Linked DNA regions of Homo sapiens: region 1 is linked to region 2. A link is an interaction called in ENCODE POLR2A ChIA-PET data of the cell type or tissue named here. Cell type or tissue: B cell. All regions are shown on one strand. Links, peaks and the distances in the headings refer to the core of each region. The heading gives the core; the rest is flanking DNA. Region 1 overlaps ITPR1 (inositol 1,4,5-trisphosphate receptor type 1). Region 2 has its middle 37 kb from the start of BHLHE40-AS1.

The links. Peaks named below come from ENCODE experiments on the same cell type or tissue, not always from the same donor. Only the 100,000 strongest peaks of a DNase experiment are listed, where the experiment ranks them.
Region 1: POLR2A ChIA-PET joins it to region 2 with 6 read pairs; 1 of 35 experiments calls an interaction of 5 or more read pairs at or near these places.

What each region holds. Positions count from the first base shown.
Region 1 is chr3:4,587,569-4,590,481 of GRCh38, reverse strand. All of the region lies in intron 4 of ITPR1 (inositol 1,4,5-trisphosphate receptor type 1), which reads right to left. Among named protein-coding and RNA genes, the nearest start is that of ITPR1, 96 kb to the right of the region's middle. In B cell, for the core only: no CTCF peak of the experiment used is centred there; no DNase peak of the experiment used is centred there; H3K27ac peaks cover 677 bases.
Region 2 is chr3:5,015,377-5,018,289 of GRCh38, reverse strand. No RefSeq gene overlaps it. Among named protein-coding and RNA genes, the nearest start is that of BHLHE40-AS1, 37 kb to the right of the region's middle. In B cell, for the core only: no CTCF peak of the experiment used is centred there; a DNase peak (open chromatin) is centred at 1,559; H3K4me3 peaks cover 651 bases; H3K27ac peaks cover 1,613 bases.

The DNA.
Region 1 (2,913 bases), core at 258-2,757, 430 kb after region 2:
CCAGGGATGAAGCATTCTTGCTTCTGTCCAACCAGGGCCAACTCAGCTATAAAAAGCCAGAAACACCATAATGCAGTCAACCACTGACTACTCTCATTCATCATAAATACTATTCATCATCTGCTTATGGCCAGACACTGTTCCAGGTATCAGGAATACAGTGTTCAACAAGACAGATAAGGTCTCTGTCCTCATGCAACTTAAATTCTACAGAGAAAGATAAAGAGCAAATAAGTAAGGAAGTAACACGACATACAGTGTTGAGAGTAGTACCTGCTATGAAGACAAAAAAAAAAAAAAAAAAAAAGCAAGACGAAGAGGAGACACAAAGGGGGGAAGCAGCTAGAGGGATAAGTTGGTAAGACAGGAAGGTCACAGAGGTCTCTCAGGGGTGGTGGCATCTGTGCAGAGGCGTGAAACAAGTGAGGGCATGAGTCCTGCAAGAGAGAATTCTAGGCAGGAGGAACATTAAGCACAAAGGCTCTGGGGCAGAAATGAGTTTGCTGTGTGCAGGGAACAGGAAAGCAGCCAGTATGGTTAGAGCTGAAAGAACCAGGAGAGCCCGAGATAGGCCCACTTCCAGAGGCAGGCAGGGGCCTGGTCTTCTCATACAGCTGTTCTCAATCCTGGCCGCATACCCAGAGATTCTGATCCAATTTGTCTGTGATGTATCCCAGGCATGAGGTTTTGTTTTGTTCGTTTTGCATTTTTTTTTTTAATTCTTCTGGGTAATCTTAATGAGCAGTCATCCAGGGTTGAGAACCTGGCTTGATTCTGTTCCACATGAGGTGGGAGGCTGGTTAAAGCAGGCACAGGATGACCCAAATGGCTTTATAAGGACCACTCCAGCTCCAGCCATGGTAGAAAGACTGTGAGCCATCAGGACTGGAAACAAGGAGATCCACTACTAGAAGGCCACAGCAGTCATTCCAGACTAGTGACACTCACACTGCAATTGCCTGCAAACTACCTGGGCATCTCCTCCAATGCATGTTATGATTCAGGGGGCCAGGAGAGGGGTTGAGATTTGCATTTCTAAAAAGCTCCCAGTTAATGTCAATGTTGCTGGCTCCACAGATCACCTTAAATAGCAAGGATCCAAACCAGTGTTTTTCAAGCTGCAGATCACGACTGAAACTGGGTCATGAAATGGGCCTCAACCACCATTTGTTTTTTCACGAAATAAGAGAATGAAATATCAGACTATACTGCAAACAGTAAAGGTAAGTACTGCTTTGTGAACCTTTTGCTTATATATATGAATATGTCTCCTAGGTTGCAGTTTTATATACACATATATGTGTGTATTTTTTTTGAGACACAATGAGACAGCATTTCACTATGTTGCCCAGGCTGATCTCAAACTCCTGAGCTCAAGCAACCCTCTGCCTCACCCTCCCAAGTAGCTGGGAGCACAGGTGCACGCCACCATGCCCAGCTGAAATAAATTTCTTGCTATGAAGTGCAGTCAAAGAAGTCTGGGAAACAATGGTCTGGGTAGCACAATGACGGTTTAGAGCAGAATGAGGGCTGTAGACTAGGTGGTGAGAAGTAGGCAAATTGGGACTATAACTGAAGGCCTAGAAAACTGGACTCAGATGGCTAAGATGTGACGTGTGAGGGAGGGAGAGAAATCAAGACACTACAAGCCAAAACAGTCACTATACATCACGATGGGGAAGACCAGGGATGGAACAGGTTTGAGGCAGGGAGACACTGCCAGTTGGAGACAAATTATGTCTAGTATGCCTGTGAAGTCCATTCAAGTGGAAGTGTCACTTAGAAAGTTGGAGATGCACATTTAGCTCTTGGGAGACAGATGGGCACTGGAGAAACAAATCTGTTAGTCATCAGCACATTTAACCTCAAGGAGTGGATGAGATCATCTAGAGAGTGAACACAGATAGAGATGAGAGCCAAGGCCGAAGCCCGGGACCAGCCCAGCATTTAGAGGTGAGAAAGCGGAAGAGAGAGTCAGGGAGATCCAGAAGGAACAGCAGAGGAAGTTCTGGAGAACCAGCAGAGAACTGTGTCTGCAAAGCCAAGTGAGAAAATGACTTCACAGCTGCTTTGAATACACGTTTAAAAACCCAGTGTAATATTAAAATACACCCCACTAACAGGCTTTAAAAAAAAAAAAGAAACAGGTATGCACATACGTAAGTACACTCAAAGAAAAAAGTCTGCAAAGTTACAGAGCATTCTGGTAATAGCTAGCTCTAGGGTCAGGAAGAGAACAAGGAACAAGCCTTTGCAGCAAGAATATGAGAAGACTGTATGCATCTACTTCTTATATAATAGAAAATCATTTCTTAAACCTCTTAATGATTCTGATATGCAGCAAGGTCTAGGGATCCCTCAGTGGGGGTGCTTAAGGGGACAGCTAAGCATCAAGTGTCAGATTGAACCAAATGTCTTTGAGGACTTTGTGATTTTATATGACTAATTTCATACCAAGAGGGGGGAAAATCAATACAGTCTTAACAGAGCAGGCTTGGCAGTAAATATGCTTAGGGAGAATCTCCCTACACAGCTTCTATTTTGGATTCCAGCAGGCTATTTAACAAAAGTCAGATGAGAGGTGTTAAAACCTCTGCAGAAGCTGTCTTTAAGAAGACTCCAGGAAGCATGATTTGCAGCCTTCAGTGACAAAGATTAGATACTAAGCTACTAATTAGCAATGCTTGTCTTTTTAACAAGTCCTTCCCAAATTGAGACAGTTTCTCTTTCAGTATCTTCCCATTTTGCTCCTTTTTCTCACTTTATCCTGTGGGCAATTACCTCCAGTAGGTTGTTGGAAGCCACAAATTCCAGCCAGTGTGAGACACAATCCACTAAATAGACTGAAAGGGTAAGAGAGTACAGTCAAAATGCACAGTCCAGACCCCAGCTACTCAAAATGAGAAGTGTGGG
Region 2 (2,913 bases), core at 303-2,802:
TGTTAGGCCTCTGTGCACAGCTTGGCCCAGCCCAGCCCTGGCAGGCCTTTCATCCCGGGCGGGGCCACCTACCAAGCTGCCACAGACCAAGCTTCGTTCGTTTCCAGTGATTTTATTCACCACCCAGTGGTGGTTTCAAAGGGCTGGCTCCAGCCCATCTGATCTGCTGCCTTTTCTGAGTTGCTGGGCCCTGTGTGGAGCCTAGAGCTGGGCTTTCTAAGGGAGAGTTGTCTCCTAGCCCTCTCCTTTCGCAAGCCGGTGGGTGGGGTTAGGGTGAGGCCAAAAGAATAACTTGGGTCCACCCAGGGTGTGGGAGGGAATGGAATCAGGGCAGATTAATTTCTCTTGTTGAGATAACTCTTTAATCGTCAATATAAAGTCTTGAAAGCCACTGTTCTAGGCCTTCTCCCTTTCCCTCTTGTCTCTCCCTGGGGTGCGGCCCTCTCCTGGTAGGAGTCCAGAGACCTGGGTTTGGCCCCAGAGCTGGGCTGTGTGACCTAGGGTAAGGGAAGAAAGCCCTTCTGAGCTTTTTAAATTTCTACTATTATTATTATTTTTGAGACAGAGTCTCGCTCTGCTGCCAAGCTAGACTGCACTGGCGCGAACTCGGCTGACTGCAACCTCCATCTCCCGGGTTCAAGCAATTCTCCTGCTTCAGCTTCCTGAGGAGCTGGAACTACAGGCGCGTGCCACCATGCCCAACTGATTTTTGTATTTTTAGTAGAGATGGAATTTCACCATCTTGGCCAGGATGGTCTCGATCTCTTGACCTCGTGATCCACCTGCCTCAGCCTTCCAAAGTGCTGGGATTACAGGCGTAAGCCACTGCACCCGGCCTCTGAGCTTTCTTTTAAATGGAGTAGGGGAGAGAGGAGTAGGAGTTATACTGATCTTTAAATCTTTTAGCATTTCAATCTTGCCTCTAGTCTTTAAAATAAAGCCCGAGCCCCTTAGCGTGACCCAACTTCTCTCCTGTCCACCTTCCTGCCTCCCAGTCGGCAGTCCAGCTCCTTGCCCCATATGGTGAATACATCCCACTTCAGCCGCAGTGGCCTATCTTCAGTTTTGTTAAAGTGCCTTGCTCTCTTTTACCTTCTAGTCTTTGGACTTGTCATTCTGCTCTTCCACGGAGTTTTCTAGGGTAATGCTTAAATCTATGTATGGTAGATCACATGACATCTGTTCACTGTGTGCCCTTGGGCAAGTTACTTAGCTTCTCTGTGCTTCAGTCCCCTCTTGCAGAAAAATGAGAATAACACTGGTCCTTAATTCATGGGGTTATTGTGCAGGTTGAATGAGATGATGCTTGCAGAGTTGTTTACAGCAATATCTAACACCCAGAAAGCAACAAGGGGAAACGTTCCCTGCCATCATTATGATTATTTCTGGAACGTGTTCACAATCAACTCTCAGGAATCAGCTCCGTTGTTACCCCCTTTCAGGAAGGCTTCCCAGGTTTCCACTCTCCAGCTCCCGTGTCTGCCCCTCCTCTGCCTCCTGACTCACCCTGGGTTCACTGCTGTCACCACCCTTATCACCGGTGTGGTAACTGCCTGTTTACTTGTCTAGCTCCTCTCAATAGATTGTCACTTCCTCAAGTCTAGAGATTAGAAACAGACCACATGCTGGCCTAAGCCACAGATGTGCTTTAGCTGGACTGGGGGCAGGAAGTTTGGAAAACTTTTAATAAGGTGTATTTTTTAAAACCGAAAAAAATAGTTTATTTTAAAAATGGGATGATTTCACATAAAAATCTGAGTTTCCAACTTCTCTTGGAAAATTAGAGACTGCAAATACAAGCCCCTGTCATTGCCTGCACCTGCGGGAGCATCGGCTTCAGGGGGGCAGGTGCTCCTGGCTTATTGCAGGTTCCACCCAGCCCGATTACTCACACTCTGCCCCCAAAAATAAGGTGATGACATAAGCCTCTCCTCTGAATCAGGACACCTTTGAGAGTGAAAGTGATATGTTATTAATAACCACAAATAAACCAGACAGATTAGGGAAAACTGGAAAACAGACTCCCGCTGAACTACAGAGTCGGGGGCTTTGACATCTTTGGGTCCCACATGACACACTTCCTGCCACATATATGCTCAATAAACGATCATCACAACAACTAGGGCATCTTGAGCATTTGCTTCATACAAACTTGTCCAATCCATGGCCCACAGGTCTAGGACAGCTCTGAAGGTGGCCCAACACAAATTCGTAAACTTCCTTACAACATTATGAGGCCGGGTGCGGTGGCTCACGCCTGTAATCCCAGCACTTTGGGAGGCGGAGGCAGGCGGATCACGAGGTCAAGAGATCGAGACCATCCTGGCCAACATGGTGAAACCCTGTCTCTACTAAAAATACAAAAATTAGCCGGGCGTGGTGGCGGGTGCCTGTAGTCCCAGCTACTCGGGAGGCTGAGGCAGGAGAATCGCTTAAACCCAGGAGGCGGAGGTTGCAGTGAGCTGAGATCTCACCACTGCACTCCAGCCTGGTGACACGGCGAGACTCCATCTCAAAAAAAAAAGTTTTTCTGCATTTTTTTAAAGCTCATCAGCTATCGTTAGTGTTAATGTATTTTATGTGGGGTCCAAGACAGTTCTTCCAATGTGGCCCAGGGAAGCCAAAAGACTGGACTTTCCTGGCTTAATGTATTAACTCAACAGCCCTCCCAGGAGCCTTATGAGGTAGAGACTGTTGTCTGCATCTTGCAGATGAGGAAACTGAGGCACAGATATATTTAATACTGTAACCTGTCTCAACTGCACAGCTAGGAAATGGGGAACCAAGACAGTTTGAGTCTTGAGTCTAGAGGTCGTGTGTTGGCAAAATCAATAATTCGCTCTTAGGGTCCTTCCCACCTCTACAAACCTCGGGTTCTTTTGATGTTTTTCCTCGTGTTTTCTCCTTTCCCAA